Regions from separate parts of the Mus musculus genome. Here regions 2 and 3 are each linked to region 1. The links are chromatin loops, found by intact Hi-C in ENCODE. Cell type or tissue: gastrocnemius. All regions are shown on one strand. Region 1 holds the start of Gm22671 (a small nucleolar RNA gene). Region 2 holds the start of Fmo4 (flavin containing monooxygenase 4). Region 3 has its middle 4.3 kb from the start of Fmo2.

Evidence for each region. A loop is a pair of places that touch in the nucleus more often than their neighbours do. Peaks named below come from ENCODE experiments on the same cell type or tissue, not always from the same donor. Only the 100,000 strongest peaks of a DNase experiment are listed, where the experiment ranks them.
Region 2: it touches region 1 in a loop (2.9-fold over the local background); 8 of 42 quality-filtered maps call a loop at or near these places.
Region 3: a loop joins it to region 1, with 2.6 times the contacts of the local background. A loop is called at or near these places in 28 of 42 quality-filtered maps.

What each region holds. Positions count from the first base shown.
Region 1 is chr1:163,053,559-163,061,558 of GRCm38, reverse strand. It overlaps Mroh9 (maestro heat-like repeat family member 9), which reads left to right. Exons shown (of 22, transcript NM_030071.1): 10 at 793-942; 11 at 3,386-3,540; 12 at 4,635-4,800; 13 at 5,860-6,005. Gm22671 (a small nucleolar RNA gene) reads left to right here and starts at 6,608; the gene lies at 6,608-6,741. In gastrocnemius, a CTCF peak has its summit at 3,966 (motif pointing right); no DNase peak of the experiment used is centred here.
Region 2 is chr1:162,809,586-162,817,585 of GRCm38, reverse strand. It overlaps Fmo4 (flavin containing monooxygenase 4), which reads left to right and starts at 5,037. Exons shown (of 9, transcript NM_144878.1): 1 at 5,037-5,057; 2 at 7,657-7,796. The coding sequence starts at 7,665. In gastrocnemius, a CTCF peak has its summit at 3,522 (motif pointing left); a DNase peak (open chromatin) is centred at 3,564; H3K4me3 peaks cover 312 bases.
Region 3 is chr1:162,899,022-162,907,021 of GRCm38, reverse strand. No RefSeq gene overlaps it. Among named protein-coding and RNA genes, the nearest start is that of Fmo2, 4.3 kb to the right of the region's middle. In gastrocnemius, no CTCF peak of the experiment used is centred here; a DNase peak (open chromatin) is centred at 4,898; H3K27ac peaks cover 271 bases.

The DNA of each region.
Region 1 (8,000 bases):
AGGGTTAGAATTGTGCAAGGCTAGGGACATGACAAAGCAATGCACTTAAATGATAAATATGCTCAAAGGACACAAAGGTCTTTGCCATATCCATGCACCCAGTGGTGCCCTTTGCAAAGACAAGGGGGTTTCCTCCGCACATAACCTCATGAGACTGATTATGAACATGTCTGTTTCCATAAGGAAACTACGAATCTATATAAATTTGCAAGCAAACCATCCTTCATCTACCCACTCTCCCTTCCAGTGCAATGTCAGGCAATAGAACCAACTATCCAACTATTCTTCTCCTAGTGGCTATCAGATGTCAATAGTGCATCAGCTAGGGGTGGGACTTCCTACTAACCACCCCAGTCCATGGTGGGATTCTGTAGAGGTATTTCTCTCTCTGTCTCTGTCCTTGTCTCTGTCTCTGTCTCTGTCTCTCTCTCTCTCTGTGTCTCTCTCTCTCTGAAAAGAAAATGTATCCTTTCATCCTAGCTCCTCTAGTATCTCCCAGTATCTCCTCTGAACCACCTTTGTTTCTCACCAAGTTGAATATGTTCATCGTAATAGTTGGACACCAAAATTGTCTTAAAAGCAGAGGATAAGTTTTGCCTAATAGTACCTGGAACTTCCATCATCATTGCACTAACACTACCACAAACACACTTTTTAAAATAATTTTTTTAGTAGAGAAAACAGCTTCCATAGTTCATTTTGTGCTCCTGCCTTGTCCAGAGCATCCCCTAAAGTGTCTAAGATTTGTTGTCTTGCTTACACTGGTAGTCACAAACATTCTTTTGGTTTCAGAGTGTGGGGCAAATATTACTGCCCCAATTGCTGACTGACTTTGTGTGGACTCTCCTGAAAAAACTCTCTTCTCCTAACAACAAAATGGCAATTGAGGCGGCATCCTTACTGAAGCTGACTTTGGAGTTTCATGCCCAGAAGATCACCAGGGTAACGTGCCTGGCAGAGAGCTAAGAAGAACAGAGCGTGCTCTCAAAAGTCTGTTTCTTTACCTCCCTGCCCCTTGCTCTTATTCCCTGAGTCACTTTAATCAGAAGAGGCAGTTGTGAAACATTTCAAATGGGGAAAATTGTAGAGACTGTTCCTATGAATATTCACTTACCAATCATGTTAAATTAGAACATTCTGCCATGTTTACTTTGTTGGCTTTTTAAAAGAGAAATACATTAGTAAAAATACCTCTGTAATTGAAATCTCCCATGTAGCATTTAAGAAACATTTTCAAGGACTCTCAGCTTGAAGTTGCACTGGCTATGGAATCTGTACAACCCAACAGAACACGAAGTACAGAACGATGTCTCATTCAAAGTTCAAAAATAGGAGGTTTCATTAGCTATTGCATTTACTTTATGGCTTCCCTCTCTCAATTCCTTATGTTATTTTCATTTGCTATTATTAGATGTCTAAGTGAAAAGAAAACTTATTTTTATTACCAGCATATTTTGACCATATATACACTGTATATGGCAGAATTGTGAATAGAAGAATAAAGTTAAATGCAGAATAAACAAAATAATGAAATGTGTATTGTGTAGTTCATACATGAATATTATGTATGTCAGTTTTACCAGGAGTTACACAAAACTAACACAGCTGCTTTTAATTCACATCTTATCATTCACATATCTTATTAATATTTACTGCCTTCAATGCACTGACAAATAAGGAAAGACTGAAAAGAATTAATAGGTTGCCATGGTATCACTTTAACAGAATGCCTTTAGAATGAATGGATAGTTTACAGTAAATGTTCATTTCCTACAATGCTTAATTATGGGAAGCCCAAGGCTTGTATCTAGCAAGGGCCTCCTTGCTGTATCGTCTTGTGGCAGAATACTTGCAAGAGAACACTGCAAAACAAAGAAGGGGCTAAACTCATTCTCTTATCACAAACTTACCCCCACAATAATAAGCCTACTCATAGGGACAACTAATATACTAACTACTCATGAGCAGTGACCCCCACCATCAGGACCTAATCATCTCTTAAAGGCTTCATATCTGAGGCTGGTGAAAGACTCTATGGGTAAAATTTTCGCTGAGAGATCATGGAGACGTGAGTCTGATATCTAGAACCCATGTAAAAGCATGGCGCAGTGGAGTGTGTCTGTAACTCTAGTACTGGTGGACTGAGGCGGATGGATTCTTGGGGCTCCTTGGCTTAGCCCAAAGAGCAAACTTTAGGCTCAAACACATCCTAAATCGAACACATAAGGTAAAGAAATGGTGTTTATGACATCAATCTCTGGCTTCCACATTCATCTACACAGGCAAACACACACACACACACACACACACACACACACACACACACACACACACACACACACACAGAGTTGCATTGGAGAGCTGAGTTTCTAACATGACATTTGGGAGACATACTTAGACCATAATGCCTTTTTTTTTTCTTTCCTTCTGTTTCATTTTTCCAGCTGAGTGGTTTGATCTCTCTCATATTCAGCTTCTTTTCCCATTGAGCTTCTCAAACATCATCCTATACACCCAGAACACTGTAAACATTACATTTAACTGGGGCCACAAAAACCATGCAAGCCTCACCTATTACAAGGATTTTCTGTGCTCCGTGCTACTGTTGGGGCTCGAATTACAAAATTCAGCCTGAAAGACTAACAACTTCAAGCTGACAAATCCAAGCTAAATTTAGACAAGAGTGAGAGGACCTTCTGGCTAAGAGTCCCCACCCAGATCCTTGGGTCAGAGACCCATATCACAGTCTTGATGGTGATAGACATACAGGACTCACAGTTCCCTCTCCTGACACAACTGTGCACACAAGAGAAGAGAGGCAAAGGGAAGCCATTCAGACACAGAAAGCAGGCAGGGCGAAGTTTACCTCGTAGAGAGTTCTCATTGCTGCTATGGGCAAGAGCATTCATGCCACAGGCCGAACATAACTTGAGGGGAAATGGGAGGTTCATGGTCATCTCCTTAACCAACACAATAGGAAAGAGCCCCCCAGAGAGCCTCCTAGGAGACGTCATAGCATATCACTGGAGGCAGGAACAGGGGTCAAACAGAAAACTGGAGATGGGAAACTACCTTCTACTACAACAAATCAGTAACCGATCAGAAACTGATCCAAAATGGAACTCAGCAACTTATCACCTCAACCAGGTTACCCTTGTAGAGCTTTTTGTCCAGATCTCCTGCTCTTACATGACTTTATTCCTGACCATTAATAAGTATTTCATTGCATTCATGTAAGTATACTTTCTGTTACTGCTTTTTGGTATGCTAATTGCTATATTGGTCATTCCAGTAAAGGCTGAATTCCTGTAACAGAGAAATGGCCCCTTTTAAAAGTGCACAAGGAACTTGACATCTCTGTTGATGGAGGAAATTCTTCTTCCAGGTGTCTAAAATTGTGGAAGACATTTATGAGCAGCTCTGTGGGAATCCTTCCCCCATGATGAAGAGTGTCATGCTGCACGTTATCAGCGTGTTAACACGTGCTTCCCCGAAGAAGGTCATCTTTCAGCTCATGGAGTTCCCAGTCCCTGCAGACAAGTAAGGCCTCCCCCAGGCTGTCCCGCTGCACATACTGGTCCACAAACGGCCCACAAACTCCTCAGTCATGTGGCCCAAGCTTGGTCCTCTTGTCTAGTCAGGCCCAATTTCTTTTTCTGAAAAGAAATTTATTTTTACATCATCTAGGTTGTCTGTACATGTTTTAAATATGATCATATGTTACATGTTACTTTGTGCAATGCTTAACACACAGTAGGACCTCAAGACTGTATTAATGCCACTATTGGGAGAAGGGGTTAAATTGTGATTGTTACAAATCTCACCCAAACTTTTTTTTCAAAAAGAGAATGTATTTTTTGTCCATTGTCAACTTTTTTTTTCTTGAGAAAACCCTCAAACATACAAGTTTTTCTTATTTATTTATGAATTTTGTTTTAATGTACAAGTGCTCTGTCTGCGTGTACACCTGCATGCCAGAAGAGGGCATCAGATCCCTTTATAGATGCTGGTGAGCCACCATGTTGCTGCAAATTGAATTCAGACCCTCTGGAAGAGCAGTCAGTGTTCTTAAGCACTGAGCCATCTCACCAGCCCGGGTTTTTCTTATTTATAAAGAGCAGACATAAGCTCCAAAATAAGGGCCAGAGAAATGGCTCAGTGGTTAAGTAAGTACTGCTCTTACAGAGAGCCAGAGTTAAATTCCCAGTACTCATATGTTGGGTGACTTACAACCAACTCTGGATCCAGGGAATTCAAGGCCCTCTTCTGCCTTTCATAGGCACCCACTTGCATGCATGCACACAAAAATAAAATTAATCTTTTTTTAAAATTACTGAAACCAACTGAGAATTTTCTATTCATTAATGCTTATCTGAAACTCATGCCCATCAATGGTCATCTGAAATTCATGACCTAGGACCACAAGAAATATTAAACAACAAAACCTTGTTACCCTGAGTCTATGAGTCACTTCAACTCTAACAGGTGCATTAGGAAAGATTAGAAAAATCATATGGTTCTATTTCTACAGCTCATATGCTGGCGGAGATCAAGGTTTCACCACCCTTCTGCTGTCTGTAACAAACTTAGAATTGCAAATGGTAAACATGATTCTAGACACCTTGTGTTTGCAGAACTCTGCTACTGCTGTGGCAAGCAGCAAGTATGGAGTCAAGTGTTGCATCTGAAGTGCTGAAGACAATCTTGTTGATACTAAAAGGAAAGCCTGGAGAAATAGAGGAAACACTGGGAGAAAAAAGACGTTTCTCCCTCGATGCCACCAACATGATGCCTGTGGCGGTAAGTGACACCATGAGCGTTTCTATTCTGTTGTCTTCCTGATCATGACACTATCAGCACAGATTAAGACCCTCCTCCTTGACCCAGCCCCTTCTGATCATGCATGCATGCATGCATGCATCGAATACATATTCATTAATCAGAGTATGCATTCTGTTAAGATATAGAGACGAAGAACAAATATGTACATTTGATATCATAGGAAATATATAGCTGTACATGTTGGGGAAAGAAGGTGACAGTGATAATTTAAGGTAAGTTGGACATGGCACTCCTCCATATTGAAAGGACTTAAAATCAGAATCCTGGGCTGATGCAGGAAAATACTTATATGCATCTTGGAAAGGCAGAGAGCAGAGCAAAATCCCGTCCTAATGGAAGTGTGACTTGTATAGCAAGAAGTCCAAGAATCAGAAGGAGCTACCCAATGGCAAAATTGTATGTGACTATAAAGAGATAGCCACCAGCTAAGTCTTCACTAGTCACATACGGAGTTGATATCACCTGTGTCCATCATGTTTCTCCCATGGACCAACATCATCAAGCCTGAGAGACAACTGAGAGAAATGTCGTGAAAAGGGATGCTGTTTTTTATTAATATGAGGTGTGTATGGATGTGTGTATGGATGATAGTGGGGATTATGGGGGTCACTACACAGGAGTCAAGAGATTCAGGGATGACTTGCTGCATCTCTTATTGACTGTATCACTTTCCTTGCTTTTTAACAAGCCTAACAAAGACTTTTCTTACTAGTAAGACTATTCCTCATGGCCACATAGGAAGTGAACCTTGGGCTATATGCCCTCATTGAGAACTGGGTTTCTTTCCACAAATCTGACAGCTGGAAGGGAACCATTCCCAGTGCCTTGGAATCTCATTACCAAGAAAGCTTGGCTCAGTTTCTGCTTTACAACAAATTTAGTGAGTGTGGTTGAGTGAATACACATGCATGCTGAAGGAGACTGGGAAGGCTTGCAGCCATTCTAGCCCTCTGTATGACTGACAATCATTGGAGGGAGACAATTGCCTACTTTAACTCCACTTTCCTTTCCTTCTAGGCATCTCAGGCCCTGTGCACATTTCTACCTGTGACTTCTTATGAGAAAGTGGTGGTCAAGTTATTCCCTGAGTTCCTGATGGCCCTCTTGCTTCAACTCTCCTACTGTAGTCATCATTTAAAAAATACGGCACGGAACAGACCTCTGTAAGAGAATGCGAGTTCTGATTCAGTGGGCGATAGGCATCCAGACACTCCCTTGGGTTTATATGGGACTAGCTATAAGCCAGTGGGAGATTCTGTTCTGATTTATTTCTGTCTTCTCTCCTTGAAGGGTAGTGTGTCTTCAGAAGAGTAATCCTCCTGAGGCTATGAGTGTTCACTAGTCTCTCCCCTTCATATGTGAACCACATAGAAAAAGTGAATCACACAGAATACTGTTCATTCCCATTGCCCCTGTGGTCATATCAGTGACAAGCAGCAGCAGCTACATACAGTTAAGCTCTGCCATTCAGAGAATCCCTAATAGGAACCTCTCAGAGTTAGCGTAAATGCAAACAACAAGCAGTGTGTGCAAATAGTCACAGTAAACTGGAAGCTATCTCACAATTTGATATGGATATGACGTGGGGTGGGGGCAGTAGGACATCAGTCCTCTGTTTCACGTCAAGGTTCACAATTTCCTTTTGGACAAGAGAGTTTTCCTGCCTTGATAGGAAAGTCTCAGTATAATTGTCAGCAATTCACCATGTCTGGTATGAACATCTATGTTAAACAGAGCACAATCAGTCTCATTTAAAATATGTAATCCTGCCTCTAGAGGTGTCACGGGTGTGACTGATGTGTCTTCTGTGAGTCAGTAGGTGGCACAGAAGAGAGAGGCTGTGTCTATGCTCAATGTGTTCTGACCTGTGAATACCTGATAGCTTAGTTGCCTAACATTCTCTGAAAATAGGAAGCCCGAGACAACCAACAACATGTCTGTCCCTCATTGTGTGGGCCCAGTTCTCAGGTCAGAGAGCTAGCTGGAGGCTAGAAGAACTTTGTCTAAGACTGCAAGTACCAGGTGTGAGTGAGCCCAAGAGTGAGCCCTTGCCACCAGGGTAGGCCCAGGTGAGGAATGAGCCTGAAATGCCATGGGCCCCAGACAGCTATCCTGAGATGACCACCAGTCTGTCACTGCACAGACCTGTTGGGTTTGGGAGCTTGTAAAGACATGGGGAAGGAGGGAGGTAAAGATGAGGGGTTAGGCACATGATGTGAGATTCGCAAAGAACCTATAAAAAGTTGAAAAAAGATCTGCACCTGTGAGCTGAGGCTGTTCCACAGACCAGTATGCACAGGTCCCACCAGGAGAGACCTGTTGTCCCAGGAGTGTTTTTACTCCTGGGATCAGAGGTGAGACAGCCACTTTCTCTCGAATAACAGTGTGAAGTGGGGCTTGTCAGCAGCACAGGGGGCTCAAGATCAGTGGAGCAGCTGGGACAGGATCCTTCAAGTCTGCACCCAGAGCTTGGGCTATTCTAGAACCCTCTGTACACAAGTTTTTGCCAGGAGACAGCTGGTCTTCCAGGAGTGCTGGCATAGGCTTACAGACCCACAAGAGGAACAAGCTCCAGCCAGAGACAGCAAGAATATCTAACACCAGAGATAACCATATGGTGAACGGCAGCATAAGAATCTTACCAACAGAACCCAAGATTATGTGGCACCATCAGAACCCAGTTCTCCCACCACAGCAAGTCTTGGATTCCCCAACACACGAGAAAAACTAGATGTGGCGTTAAAATCATAGCTTAAGATGCTGATAGAGGATTTTAAGAAGGACATAAATAAATCGCTTAAAGAAATACAGGAGAACGCAGGTAAACAGGTAGAAGCCCTTAAAGAGGAAACAAAAAAAATCACTTAAAGAATTACAGAGGAACACAGGTAAACATGTAGAAGCCCTTAAAGAGGAAACAAAACAAACAAACAAACAAACAAACAATCCCTTAAAGAATTTCAGGAAAACACGGTGAAAGAATGGAACAAAAGCATCCAGAATCTAAAAGTGGAAGGAGAAATAATAAAGAAATCACAAAGGGAGACAACCCTGGAGATAGAAAATCTAGGGAAAAAGTCAGGAGCCATAGATGCAATCATCACCAACAGAATACAAGAAATGGAAGAGAGAATCTCAGGCACAGAAGACACCATAGA
Region 2 (8,000 bases), 240 kb after region 1:
CATCTTCCTCCATAAAAGTCCCAATGCCTACTTCGTGAATGAGAAATACCCAGGAGATTATACAACCCCCACAATCTTTAGTCGTGCACAAAAGGCAGCTGTGGTGGTTTGAATATGAATGGCTACCATAGGCTCATATGATTGGATGTTCATTTATTAGGGAATGGCACTACTTGGAAAGGATTGGGAGGTATGACCTTGTTAGAGAAAGTTGGTCCCTAGGTGTGAGCTCTGAGGTTTCAAAGGCCCAATAGAGACCCGCTATCCCTCTCTCTTCCTACTGCCTGTGGATCTAGATGTAGAATTCTCAGCTACTTCTCCAGCACCATGTCTGCCTGTTCATGTGTCCCCACCATGATGACAATGGACTAAATCTCTGAAACTGTAAGCCAGCCCCAATTACATGTTTTATTTTATAAGAGTGGCCACCACAGTCATGGTGTCTCTTCACTGGCTAAGACCGGAGCCTTGTGTTTTGATTGTTCCGCTGCCCTCTGCCAAGTCTACAGGGGAAAAAGCAAGACCTCTAAGAGACTGCTCCTTTAGAAGGAAGTGCACTGACAGCACTCTGACTCAAGATGAGCAGGAAACTATTCCAACAAACAAACACATTTTGGATTTAAAAAAATAAAAGACAAAGTATTTTTACCTAGACCCACTTATCTCACAATCCTTTAGACAAGGGCAAAAAGAGTGTGCCAGCATGCAGACCCAGGGAATGCTGACTTTATAGGATTTCCTCGTTATCAGTCTCAAGTCAGGCTCTCTCCATACAGCTTAAAAGCTGTTGCTTTGTCTCCAGATGTTACTGTTCTTGCAACCAAACAGGGTGGCTCCCATCGGGATGAATACAAAGCCAAAACAAGGGCAGTCAAAAATAAAAGAATGGGCAAAGACTTTATTAGCTGTGGGAGGTAAGGAGAACATGGAAGGTATTTCAAAGCAATGTCCTCCTCCAATGAAGAAAACAAAGATTATATTCAAGGAGTCTAGGCAGATTCATGTAAGAAAGTATGTTAGTGGCCGGGCCATTCCCAGGCACGTTCCATTCAAACCGTACGCTTCTGGACATAGGAGACTGAGGCCATACCTCAACAGGGGAAAGCGATGGATGGTAACACTTTGGGTCGTGATTAGCTTATGCCATGTAAGGGATAGTTTGGGTGTGTATTCTTGCTTTTCTCAGAGAGGATTTAGTAGCAGCTAACCTTGAACCTGGTGAGGTAATACAGTTTCCCCAAGGGTGTTGTTTCCCTTAGAAACTAATAGTGGGCTTTGTGTGTTTGCTTTCTTGCTTGTTTGCTTGCTTGCTTGCTTGCTTGCTTGCTTTGTTTTGTTTTTGCCTCTGAGTCTCAGTCATCTCTGGACCCTCCCTCAGCTCAGTCCACAGAGCACAATAGTGGATAAATTCCTTTGCTCCCAGTGGATTCTACTCTACACTTCCCACGTTACTGGTTTAACTAACAACCCCCTTGTGTCATTCCAAAGACAGAGCACCGCAGAAATCTGACCACCGAGACCTTCATTTAGTGGCCTAGCAATTCAAGTGTTCTTCTTGGTGACAGCCATTTGTTCCTGGTTAGAAGCCATCTGTGCCTCCTTCTCAACTCAAGAGACTCCACAGTTACCTTTGCCCACTTGCTTCCACACTCCCTGTTCAACATAACTCTGTGATATACTGTTTTTAGAAAGAACCAAGGACAGGAGGGGACACGTGACTGAAGAACGAACACCAAGAAAAGTCTTGCGCTCAGCCATTTGTCTAATACAAAATCCTTTGATGTGAGTTTTTTCCTCTTATGCCTTTCTGCTTTCTTTGTGCTTTATGAGCCAGGCAGGGTCTTGCTATGTAGCTGTGTCTGGCTTGGTACTAGCCATGTAATCCAAACTGGTCTCAAATGCACTGCAATTCTTTAACTTCAGACTACTGAGCACAGGCGTGCGGGTTAATGAACATAGGAATTTTTTTCTTATGCAAATAGTACATCTTAGAGTGTTTTACTAGCCTTCTTTGGGTCCAAAGATGAGTCAGGATCAAAGTTCAAACCCTGCTTTGCTGCCTCTAAGGTTCAGTCTCCTCTTACCAGAGCTCACTCTAAACTAATAAACTTGCAAATGAACTCAGCTGAAATGGAAGAGGTACAGGTTTGAAAATACACAGTGAGCGAGGTATGGAGACCCCCGACCTCACGGGAGGCTGAACAGCAGTAGGTTTGGAAAAGAACGCCCTGAGATATCCATTACTGCCACCAGTGGAGTCTGGGAGGTCTGAGGACTCAGACCTTCTCCCTGCTCCATTTTCTCAGCCATCCCACTTTGTTTCTGTTCCTGGTGCTTCTGGACTGATTGTGAGGCAAGTTGCAAAGCTACAGGGACAGACTCCCTGAGCCCACCTAGTTAATGATGCACCAGTAAACCTGAGCAGAAGGAGAAAGCCTCGGTGACAGGGTCACAGGACACCTCAGTCCTTCAGCTCAGCACATGCCCACGGTGGCTCAAGCATCAGAAGTGCTTGCGGCCGTGGGCAGACTCTGTCTCTCAGAGTGGTGCAGAACTCAGCAGTGAGGAAACTCCTGCTAGGCTCCTCTGGCTGGGCCTGTGGGCACAATGCACACATGCTCTCCTGGTTCCCCAAGGCAAATAAATAACACTGTGTTAAGTGGTGCATACACACAGAAATCACACAGATAATTTTGCCTGCAACCCAGGGATGGTGGTATATGATAGTATCTCAGCTCTGGGGAAGTTGGCATAAAAGGATGGCAAATCTGAAAAGCACAAAAGAGTCATAGAGCACATAGAAAATCCCTGTCTCAGAAAGAAGGAAGAAAAGGGCCTGCGAGAGATTAGGCTCTTTATCCTAAATGACAGCATTTAGCTAAGCTGAGCAGAGCACTGGGCTTCTCCATCAGATCTCATCTGACTGTATTCATGTTGCCTTCCTGACTCCTCCAGGTGTTTGCATGTCTGACTTCCGGTTCAGAAAATGGTCAGTGGTAACGAACTTCCCTCAGCAACAACAAATCGACATGGGCCACCGTCACTATGGTGGCTTCCAAGCATTGAGAGAAAATACATACAAGCCCTGGCTTTTTGTTATTAACTACTGCTACTGCTTCCTCAGTTGTTCTTCCTGTGACAAAGCATTGGAAAACACCAAGTACATGTGGTAGTCTCTCTCTCTCTCTCTCTCTCTCTCTCTCTCTCTTGCTCTCTCTCGCTCTCTCCCTCTCTCTCCCTCTCTCCCCCGCTCTCCCTCTCACTCACTCTTATGTTGGTTTAAGAGGCGAATCATCAATCCAGTCATTAAAACCTATTATCATCCACATATAGGCAATAGTTCTTAGCCATCGAACTAAAACGGAAGCCATTATTTTGGAATGTGTAGGAATGTGGGGGAAGTTGGCACAGAGTAGTGGATGGATATGATCATATTTGACTGGATACATATAAAAAATCTCCAAGAAAAAATAATATGACGGAGAATGAAATCAGGGTGTCACTAAGAAGGATGAAAGTTTGGCGCCCTCTAAAGGCACCCAGCCTTCTGATGCCTTTACCTCTTGTCCATTGGAGGGTGTGGGAAAGGGGCAGGACTCCCGTTGTTTCTAATCTGAAAGCTGAATTCTAAATCGTCACTCCGCCCTCCCCCGCACCCCGAGATTGTGGAATTCACATTAATACAACTCCCTGTTGTCCATAGCCTGGCAGAAGAAGCCACCGGTTTTTGTGTTAAACTGAGAGTTTGACCAAAGTCAGCAAAGTGAGCACTGTTTCCACTTCAGGACAAGGCTCTGAGACTGAAACTTCTTCCTTGTGTTCTATAAAACAAACTCCACCTTTGACCTCTCACCTTTGGCTTCTCACCTGATCAGTGCTTGCAAGGTAAGTGCCCTGGATTTTTTCCCCCTTCAAGAGGAAACTTCCCTAGAAACTGCTCTTGGGAAGGTGAACAGAAAGTGTGTTTTTGCGGAAGGCATGTGATTAGCTTCTGAAGCCCGTTGACTAAGGTAAGAGCAATAGGGTTAAAGGAGATAGAAAGCGGAACAAAGTTGGAGCAGACTATCCAAAGGAAAGACCCCCGTGTCGGTCACACACAGTTGTCCAGCGGGTCCCACTCTGATCTTAGAATGATACAAAACCACAGCTCCGTGGTGATAAGGTGGATTAATTAGTACATCACCAAATGGCAACCTCCCAGAAATCCTAGCTGTGTCGTTCCATATGTTGGAAGAGTTTACTGACTGATAAGGTTTGAGGTGGGGTTTGGTTGTTGTACAAAGGTCCAAGTTCAGAAACTCTGGTCTCCTTTCTAGCCAGAGGGCAATGCAGTATTTCTCACATTTTAGCGTTCCTTAGAATTGACAGAGGTAGCACCTTTCTTAGGCCTTCAAGTTTTAATTCAGAGCTGGATTTTGCTTGACTGTTTGTTGAATTGGGGGAGGGGGTTGTTTTCATTGTTGTCTGAGGGTTTTGCAGCTTTTTCCCCCCTTTCTTTTTTGTGGATTTGTTTTTATTTTATGAGTTATTTGGTCTCAGATGAAAAACTTTCAAACTTGAGTTGGGGGGGGGGCACTTTAAGGTGTTTTCAGGAATTTTGGCCAAGGTGACATACCTGGCTAGAGGCAGAAACAGGAGTAGGTTCAGTTCTCTCTGTTTTCATCTTGCTTATAACCTTCTCTTACTAACATAAACCACATTTTCAAATTGCTATCACCATCAGAGGATCATGGTACTTAAAGACTAATATTGAAGTGTACAGATGTGTTTCTATTGCCAGCATTACTAATCCTGAAACCAATGGTAGAGTCCAGTACTCCATAGTCTACTCTAGAATAGGCTCAATAGTGAATGAATTCCTTTGCTGTCAGTCTATCCCACTAACGTACTTTCCACTTTATCAGTTTAACTAACTCCTGTGTCGTTTCAAAGACAGGGCATGACGGAGATCTGACAACTTCTGACCTTCATCCAGAAATTCAAGAGTTCTTCACGGTGAAGGCCATTTGTCCCTGGTTAAACACCACCCCATATTCACAACTCAAGGGAACTCACAGGTATGTTTGCCATGTTGTCTAGAGGAACTGTCCCTCTTAGGAACAGAGGGTGGAAGGATGAACAGTGAGTCTTTTGTTCTGGGTCCTTTTATGTAAGTATATTGTTTACACAGTCCATTAACACAGGTAGCTTTCATATTTTACCAGTGGTACACCTGAGAGTGTTTTGGTTGGGTTGTTGTTGTTATGTTGATGTTTTGTTGGGTATTTTGTAGTAGGTCTAATAACTTCTCAATAACTGTTGTAGTCACTGTTGCTGTGAAGAGACAACATGTTCAAGCTGACTCTTATGAGAAACATTTAGTTTAGTTGAAGTTCATTATTCTTAATAAGTTCCATTATTATCATGGTAGGAAGCATGGTAATAGACAGGCAGTAGATTGGAGCTACTTCCTGATCCACAAACAGAGAGACTCTGGGCTCAGCATGAGTTTTTGAAAACTCAAAGCCCACCTCCAGTGACATTCTTCCTTCAATAAGGCCTTATCTTTCTTTTTTTTTAAATATTTTTAAAATATTTTTTACTATGTATTTTCCTCAATTACATTTCCAATGCTATCCCAAAAGTCCCCCATACCCTCCCCCCCCCCTCCCCTACCCACCCATTCCCACTTTTTGGCCCTGGCGTTCCCCTGTACTGGGGCATATATATAAAGTTTGCGTGTCCAATGGGCCTCTCTTTCCAGTGATGGCTGACTAGGCCATCTTTTGATACATATGCAGCTAGAGTCAAGAGCTCCAGGGTACTGGTTAGTTCATAATGTTGTTGCATCTACAGGGTTGCAGATCTCTTTAGCTCCTTGGATACTTTCTCTAGCTCCTCCATTGGGGGCCCTGTGATCCATGCCATATCCAGGGATCCATCCCATAATCAGCCTCCAAACGATGACACCATTGCATACACTAGCAAGTGTTTGCTGAAAGGACCCTGATATAGCTGTCTCTTGTGAGACTAGGCCGGGGCCTAGCAAACACAGAAGTGGATGCTCACAGTCAGCTATTGGATAGGCCTTATCTTTCTAATCTTTTCAAATAGTTCCACTCCCTGGCAACTAAACACATATGAACCTGTGGGTCCATTCTCATTCAGTAGGAAAGTTTGAAGTGTCCAGTCTCCTTCTCCCAAATGAACTCAGCTGGAATGGAAGCGGTAACAGCTTTGGAAATACACAGTAAGCCAGGTACAGAGACCCTCAACCTCACAGACAGATGAACAGCAGTAAGTTTGGAACAGGAAGCCCTGAGAAAAGGGACAGAGAGAGCCTCAATGATCGGGTCACAGGATGTCTGAAGCCCTCAGCTCAGCAGCACACACCCATGCTGCCTCAAATGCCAAAAGTGCACCTACGGGCAGACTCCACCTCTCGGAGAAGTGTGTTTATCTGCGGTGAGGAAACTCGTGCTGGGTTTCTTTTACTGGACCCATGGTCCTCATACACACATGCCCTGCTGGTTCCCCAAGGCAAATATCACTATGATGCGTAGAGCATGCATGCAGTGTCGCTCTGCTGCAGATCATGTGTGACTTTACTGGACATAGCTCCATTCTCCACACTTTATATTTGAAAGCTAGAAATTATTACCTCAGGCTTTGTATTATTAATGAAATCACTATTAGTGAACTCGAACAGGTTTTCATATACTTCATGACTGATGCTATCCTTTTCTCGGATAAATAGCCCATTCACATCAATTTGCTCAATTATTATTATTATTATTATTATTATTATTATATTATTCCCTTTATTGAAAATAGATTATTTTCTCAAATTTCTCTTTATTATTAATCTACAAGCTTATTTTACATATTAAGCATAGTAGTATTTTGTGTTTTTCAAAATATTTTCTCTAGATTGTTCACTTTGTTTTTTAAAGGTTTGTTTGTTTTACCATTTTACGTATATGAGCATTTTGCCTGCGTATATGTATGTGAACTGTGTGTATGCTGGGTCACCAAGAAAATCTAAAGAGGCCATCAGATCCCCTGGGACTGAAATTACAGCCAGTTGTGAGGCACCGTGTGTGAGCTAGGAATTGAACTCAAGTCCTCTGGAATAGCCAGCATTCTTAGCCACTGAGCCATCTCTCTAGGAGAATATTTAGAGAAGCAAGATGATAGTGAAAAGTCCCTTTAATACTGAGGGGTTATAGGCGTCCTGTGGAGCTAATGTACTAGCTACACTCAGTAATTAAAGCAGTAACAATAATAAACAGCTGGGTTTAATTGAGCACTTACTAGTACCTCGTGTACTTCTGAACCTTTCCAACACATACCAGTCACTTAGCCTTCACAAAAACTCTAGTGATCTTCATTGTCACCCCCATTTAACTGAAGAGAAAGAGCAAGTCACATAGAAGAGTGGAACCTAGCTCAAGGTCACACAACTAACAAAAGGTAAGGCCACTACTTCAAACCATTGACTTCCAGAACCTGCAGCTTTAAATCAAGCTATGATTCAACTCCCACCCAAAGAGTAAGTAAGAGGATTTAGTTAACATTAATAAACATTTAGCATTAGTAACACTCCCTAGGCTGAGTCCTATGTCAAGGGTTCTCTTCCAATACTGCCATACAGAGCTTTTCTTGACCTTCACACAGAGCGCACCATGGCCAAGAAGGTGGCAGTGATTGGAGCTGGCGTAAGTGGCCTGTCCTCTATCAAGTGCTGCTTGGACGAGAACCTGGAGCCCACCTGCTTTGAGAGAACTAGCGACTTTGGCGGACTGTGGAAGTTTGCTGTGCGTAGTTCATCTTCCCACCTTAGCACCCATAACCCAGTCATGTGTTGCCCCTGCTCATTTGAGGTGGTATTAGCCTGCCTTGGTGGTCAAAACAGGAGTTCACTGCAGCAAGCTAAATATGTGTGTGGCACCATGATAAACACTATGTGGGATGCGGTCTGATATGTAAGGAGCCTTAGAAATAGGCAAGGCATAGTCACG
Region 3 (8,000 bases), 150 kb after region 1:
GAGGAGCCACTATGGCCCTTAACACTATTGGGTGGTTCTGTGAACCAAATCATACACTTAACTTCTGCTTTCCTTCTCACTGGCGGTTGGTAGGAAGTGAAGTGTCAGGGTTGGGCTTGTAACCTGAAGGTGCAGTTTTGTTGGGGAATAACCTGGAAACTGGTGCTAGACACAAGTTTTTGTTGGGGGATAACCTGGAAAATGGTGTTAGACACAGGTCTTGTTGCGGGGTAACCTAGAAACTGGTGCTAAGTACCGGCCTGTTAGTTAACTTCAGTTCAGTCTTAAGTCAGGTTCTCTAAGATCGAGTCTGAATCCAAAAGATTTGGTTTCTTGTCAGGACTCTGGAAATTGTAAGGGGCCATGAAGAAAAGAATACCTCAAAAGAGTAAGACAAAACAAAACAAAACAAAACAAAACAAAACGAAACGAAACGAAACGAAACGAAACAAAACAAAACAAAACAAAACAAAACAAAACAAAACAAAATGGCATCAGGTTTTTGATTGTGTCTCATAATGGATTTCAAGCACCCTCCAAAAAAGATAACTTACTCCCTTTGCAGTAAAATAGACTAAAACTAAAATAAATGAAGTGTTTAAGATGTGAGCTGTTGAGGTAGAGGGAAGTGTTTCTTGCAGTCAAAAGAAAACAAAGATTAACAGACAATTTTGCAACTGAAATTATGAAAGCCAGAAAGCAATTAAATACTATTCTCTAACTGCTGTCTTTAAAAATGTACTGCCAGTCTAAAGTTCTATACGAGCCTTCAAAAGCAACAGAAAAACAGTTCATATTTTAAAATAAAAACTAAAAAACAAAAACAAAAAAACAAGTCATCAAAAGAGCCCCACAAATGAAGCAGATGCTAGGGTGAAATGTAAACTTCTATGGTGTAAATAGAAAAATATCAGTATCACTTTGCATGAACATTAATTGTACAAGACTAAAACATCTGGAACAATGTTAAACACAAGAATAACAAAACATATGATAACAGTGCTTAAGATGGTGTAGGGGTAGAAAGCATTGAGTGTTAGAAACACCTACTGTCGTCTTTAAAAAAAAAAACAAATAAACATCTTGCTCTTTAAAAGGAAAAGGATGTATATATTAGTCCTTAAGAACATATTTAAATGTGTGGTAGGAAAAAAGCTAGTTATATAATAAACAAGGAATTGAAAAATGTTATTAATCCCATTTGGCATAAAAGTGCAAAGTGGAACACATAATACAAATGTAATATGAATAGTAAAGCAATGTGCAACATATTCATATTTCAATTAAAGAAAAATATCAAGTTACATTTTTCAAAAAGCTTTAGCTGTGGAACTTGTTGTAAATGGATAAACCTGGGGAAAAAATGACAAGGTTTATTTGGAAACTGAGTGTAGAAAAATGTTCCCATATGATGACCTATGCAAATGAGTAGGTTTTCTATGGACTTTGAATATTTTCTGTTAATTATAAGTAATCCTACTTAAAGCTACTATTCCCAATGTACCTGCTGAGAAGACCTGGGTATTATGATAAAAATCCAGCCTAGCTCTTCCACAGACTCTCATTAAATTAATTATCTTAATTAATGCTTACGGAACACGTCTATCACCACACCTGCCACTTCTGGGTTGGAGGAAGTGTTTAAGAACATTATCTCAAAACCTTAGATGCCAGAATTCAGAGCCCTCTTCTATGAATTTCAACATTTTACCTAACTCGTCTATACTCGGGTTTTATCACTCAAAAACTACTGTTAACAATATTTAGCCTTTCGCAGGATTGTAAAAACAATCAAGAAAATTGTTGTAGACAAAATTTAGGCCATCTCTGGTACACTGAAAATACTTCATAAAGGATGGATACTCTTGAACTTCTGCCTCCTCTGGTAAAGCTACTTCCCCTCTTTGTTCCCAAATTCTGCCACCATTTCTAGACCATAACTTCTACCCAGTTTTATCAATACAACAACCACAAAAAACCCTGCTTTTCAGAACTTTTGTCAAGATATAATCATTAGGTATTCAAGATCTTCTTAGATATTATATCAACTACACAAACAAAGAAAAGAGAAACACACATATATTGTACTCTATCAAACATAAAATGTTGATGATTCAAAGAATCAATGAAGTGAAGAGATGACTCTATGGAATGAAAGATGGGTGAACATCATGCATTTTATAAGGGATTCATCTAGGATACAGAAGGAAGGCTCAAGATGCAATATTAAGTAAGACTAAATGAGCAAACATTAAATTAGATATTTTTTCCACAAAGCTATTTATGTAACAAAGTTCATTTAAAGATTGTCAACATTATTTTCCATAAGGAAAATGTAGGTCAAATCACAATGAGATTTCACTTCACATCCACTAGGATGATTATAAATGGAAAATATGCACAATGAATGATAGGTGTTAGGAAGAATATAAAGAAACTGGAACCCTCCTGCATTGCTGACAAGGATGTGAACTGGCGAGGCTGTTCTGGAAACATCCTGCAAGTTTCTCAAGTGCAAACCATAGAGTTACAACATGAGCTAGCAATGATGCTCCAAAATGCACCTCCAAGAGAAATAAAAATATACAAGCATAAAAATTTCACATAAATACATATAGCAGCATTATTCACTATAGGCAAACTATAGAAACTACCCAAAATCTACCAATTATTGAATAAATAAATAGTATGCCTTTGTTGAACATCATAACAGATGATATCAATTATTGAATTAATAAAGATAGCACCCATACAAAACAAAAATAGTGCTCAACAAGAAAAAAAAAACAGTAAAGTCTTAATATATGCTACAACATAGATGAACCTTGAAAATGTAGTGAAAAGATCCAGGAACCAAAAAATCATGAATTATATGAGGCAATTACATGAAATGTTCAAACTAGATTAATCTAGCCAGGTGCAATGGTGCCTTCTTTGAATCTCAGCACTAGAGGGTCAGGCACAGTGGACCTCTATGAGTTCAAAGCTAACCTGGTCAACTAAGGTCCAGTCCAGCCAGGGCTACACAATGACATCCTGTCTCAAAAAGAAGAGGTAAATTTATAGAACTGGAAAGTCAATTAGTAGTGCCTAGGGCTCGGGGTAGAATGCTGACTGTTGGTGGCAAATGAGAACTGAGTCGTAGACACTCGAAGACAAAGAACTCACAGACGTTCTTTGTGAGGGTATGAAAACTTTTCTAAAATTGGTTGTTGTGATGATTCTGAAACTGTGAATTTAGCAACACTACTGAGTTTTACTTAAAACTGGTAAAATAGATGATATCTAAACTGTATCTCAATAGAACTGCTTTCTAAGCCTGGGCTCAGAATGCTTCCCCAACTCAGGGCTGTCACAGACCCACAACTTTTGCAGGTCTCCCATGCCACTCTGCTGAAGTGTCAAAAGGGCGGTAACCAACCTGCTCCATCTATTCTGCTGATCCTGAAGCTGCCAAGGGATTATTTCCCTCAAGTGCTGCCCCAGAAAATGTAGGGCATACCGGAAGTGATGGCTCTACAGGCATCACCCAGCAAACTCGGATGAGCTAGCTCATCTGCAGAAGAACTAGTTTGATTTGTGGTTCATTCAAGCTCTAAAGTCATTAAATGGGAGAGCCTCTCCTCCCAGTTCATTGCTCCTCAGCAAAAGCAATGGGGTTTGAATATGTCTGTTAAATAAACAACAGATAGTTAAAAAACAAAGGAAGAAGAAAAGTTGGCTGGTCGGCATATTCTCCTCACAGGAATTGTCAGTGAAGCAGATGTGGACTCTTCCAAGAGGGCTTTAAGAGTCAGTCCAGGCCATCTGACCACGTGGATCTGTAAAAAGGGCCTTCCAGTACACACAATAAGCAAAGCACTTTACAATCTATGGCCTCCTCTGTATCTTTAAATTTAGAGCATTGACTGATAACAGCAAGATTTCTGATCCCAGCCCTAGTCACAAGCATCCCACCCACACACCTGCATCCCCGTGTGACCTGTGAACACTTGGTTGGCTGATCTGCTAGAGTATGCACAGCACTAGAGAGTTCCCCTCTTACAGGACACCTCTCTATATTTGTACAGCATTGTGAGCTAGAATATTCTTCTTTAGAGCAAAGCAAACTCAGTTGCTCTGCAGCATTCATATCTGTCTTCCTCAGTAGACTGCTTAACTAAAACTGGCTCCAGTGAGCTGGTCCATCAGTCAGTCTTCTTGACTGGGGAACTTCCTCTTGGCTAAATACAACGTTTCTTGGGAGCTCCTAATATAAAGATATGTTGTAAGACACATACTGCTCTCCTAGCTATCCTTAAACTCCCTAGTAATATGGAATACATTTCCACTTCTATAGAGGTGGGTGGCAGAGCCTATAGACACAGTCTAGTAAAATGAATTAATGAATGGGAAAGTTTTTACAGTGCAGAACACTTTGCAACTATAAAACACCATTAAAATATATCCGTCTCCTGGTAGGCAACTTGACTAAAGGCATTAGAAAGATACAACTCAAAATGTAGTCTAAGGACACATCTGGAGTCACAGGGAACCTTGTTAGAAATGATCTGGGCCCACCTCATAGCTGTTAAAAATCCACATGTATGTTACAAGATCTCCAAGTGTTTCCTATGTACATTAGACTTGGAGGAATGCCTTAGCCTCAAAAATGCAAACGCTTCCACTCAGCAATTCCTACCTCAAATATCCAGAGAAAACAATTAGCTAAGTGGGGGATAGATGTATAAATGTGCACAGTGCTTTTGTAACAGCAGAAACTTGAAACAATTAAAGGTCTACTAATTGAAAATTGCCCAGAGGCTCACTGAACCACTCCGGGTATACATGTGCTCTCCCAGGGAGCTTGTCTGTACAGCTACCATTTGCCTGCCAGGACTGGCTCTGTAAAGCAAGCCTGCCAGCTGGCGCTAGGGCTAAGAAGATGCCGGTGCTTTGAATAAAGGTATCAATTTAGCTTGACACAAAATGCCATTAGTGTCCCCACTTGAGAACCATACCATCTGTCCCATCCTCTCCCAATGCTTCAGTCCATTAAAACCTGTGCTAGGCATATGTAGCAGATGTGCAACTTGGTCTTCATGTGGGTCGTGAACAGCTGGAGTGGGAGCTATCCCAAAAGCTGCTGCCACTATGTGGGATTTGTTCTTCTAGCTGTGTTGCTTTGTCTGGGGCCTCAGTGAGGGAGGATACCCCTAGCCTTGCAAACTTAATGGACCCAGAGGGACATCTGACCTCTCAGAGAAGAAGGGGAGGAGAGAGGGGAAAGATTGTAGGTAAGGTGACCAGGAGCGGGGCAGTGAGCAGATTGTAAAGTGAATAGTATAAATATATATATATATGTATATGTATATGTATATGTATATATATATATATATATATATATCTGCTAGCATATCTAGTTGTTTCTCCTTCTGTGTATAATGGTCATGTGCAGTTATTAGCAACAGGCTTCTACAGTATTAGAATCAATTCAAGGAAGATGACGAATATACAACTGAGGGACCATCTTCATTATTAGTTGTGGGTTCTTCGTAAAAATCTGTGACCTTGACTGCCTTTTTCTTTGTGGCTGAGAAATGTGTCCAGTTCCTTCATATCTTAGTTGCTGATTGTACCCTTTGTGGGTCTCTTTCTCATGTCATACAGTCACTCAGTTTATTCAATAGAAGCCTGCCATCATAAGTTTAGTACATTTTAGAGAAAATGATGAAGTTCCCTAACACTTATAGAGAAGATGACATTCCCTAACAGTTAACATTATAAAGCTACACTTTTTTTGGCATGCTACAGTTCTCTTCTCTGCTTTACTTTTCTCCACAGATTTCAACCCCAACTCCTGCTCATTTCATTTCACTAATTGGCAGTCTAGACCCCCACCCCCCAGCAACCAAGGGCTACAAGTCCCTATAGTTTTGCTGTCTGTTCACTACAGTATCTGCAGCATTTGACAGTGTCTGGCACCTGGGAAACATTTGAAATCTAGTTAGTTAATTTGTGTGAAGAATCACAGAGGTCCTCAGAACAACTGGTCTTCCAGAATCAAAAAGTAGAGGCCTTACCTTCAGTGTTTTGACTACATCCAAAACACACAGAGCCTTTCAGCTTTCTGAGTTAGCACGTACTCGCGTGCACACATACACAAGGTCTACCCTGTTCTTCCTGTTCCAGGTCAAGGAGGGCAGTGGAGGGAAAGATCTTAGAAGTCACAGTAGGTCCACATACAAGCCAGCAAACAGATGAGCAGAAAAATCAATTGAGTCATGGATCTAGGCTAGGAAATTCGTCAGCACAGAGTGCTAAGACCCAGAAGTCACGAAGCCTAAGAGAACTAGAGCAGGACTAGAAGGATTCCATGATGTCAGAGACAGTCTGTTCCTTCAGGCACAGTGCTACACGAGAAAGAATGCCCATCACCCAAAACGAAGTAACTGCTAGATGAACAGCTAGCACCACTAGCCAAAGGGAATCCATGCAGCCATCAAAAAAAAAAAAATGCCCTTGTATAAACTTGCTGGTAGAGTGAAAATGTTAAGTTGAAAATTACACTTGGAGTGTGATTACATTGTTGCTTTTATAAATGTGTTACATACAATTCAGTGAAAGTGAATGAAGAGGACTCATTGAACAAAGTGTTTACCACACAAGCATGAAAACCTAAGTCCAGATCCCCTACACCTACATAAAATCCAGTCTCGGTGGTATGCATCTGGAACCAAGCACCAGGGAATTAAGGATAGGAGCATGCCTGGGGCTCATTGTCTAGAATGTCATGATGAGCTGGTGAGCTCCCAGGCTAGTGGGAGAGCTTGTCTCAAAGAATAAGGAAAATAGTAACTGAAGAACCAACCAGTACCCTCAGAGCTCCCAGGGACTAAACCACCAGCCAAAGAGTACACATAGAGTGACCCATGGCTACTGCCCCATATGTAGCAGAGGATTGCCTTGTTGGACATCAATGCGAGGAGAGGCCCCTGGTCCTGAGAAGCCTCGATGCCCCAGTGTAAGGGAATGCCAGGATAGAGAAGCGGGAGTGGGTGGGTTGGTAAGCAGTAAGAGAGGGGATGGGATAGGGGATTTCCGGGAGTGGGGGACCAGGGAAGGGGATAACATTTGAAATGTAAGAAAATATCTAATAAAAATTTTAAAAAGAGGTTTTTTATGTATTTTTTAAAATTAGGTATTTTCTTCATTTACATTTCAAGTCCCCCATACCCTCCCTCCCCCACTCCCTTACCCACCCACTCCCACTTCTTGGCCCTGGCGTTCCCCTGTACAGAGGCATATAAAGTTTGCACGACCAATGGGCCTCTCTTTCCAATGATGGCCAACTAGGCCATCTTCTGATACATATGCAGCTAGAGACACGAGCTCCGGGGGGGTACTGGTTAGTTCATATTGTTGTTCCACCTATAGGGTTGCAGATCCTAGCTCCTTGGGTGCTTTCTCTAGCTCCTCCATTGGGGGCCCTGTGATCCATCCAATAGCTGACTGTGAGCATCCACTTCTGTGTTTGCTAGGCCCCGGCATAATCTCACAAGAGATAGCTATCTCAGGGTCCTTTCAGCAAAATCTTGCTAGTGTATGCAATGGCGTCAGCGTTTGGAGGCTGATTATGGGGTGGATCCCTGGATATGGCAGTCTCTAGGTGGTCCATCCTTTCTTCTCAGCTCCAAACTTTGGCTCTGTAACTCCTTCCATGGGTGTTTTGTTCCCAAGAGGTTTTAATGTGTCAGTGAGGTAGCTTAGTGGGTAAAGACCCTTTCAGTCAGCCTGGTTTGAGTTGATCCCAGGGACCCACGGTAAAAGGAGAAAATCCATTCCTCCATATTGTCCTCTGACCTCCAAATGTGCACTGTAGCAATGCCCTCTGAAATAAATAAAACTGTAATCAAATGTAGAAAGAAAACCCTCATGTTTTCTGGCCTCCACCTCCATGCAGAAGTGGGTGCATGGACATATATACACATATATAATAGATGGAATAAGTTGCCAAATGT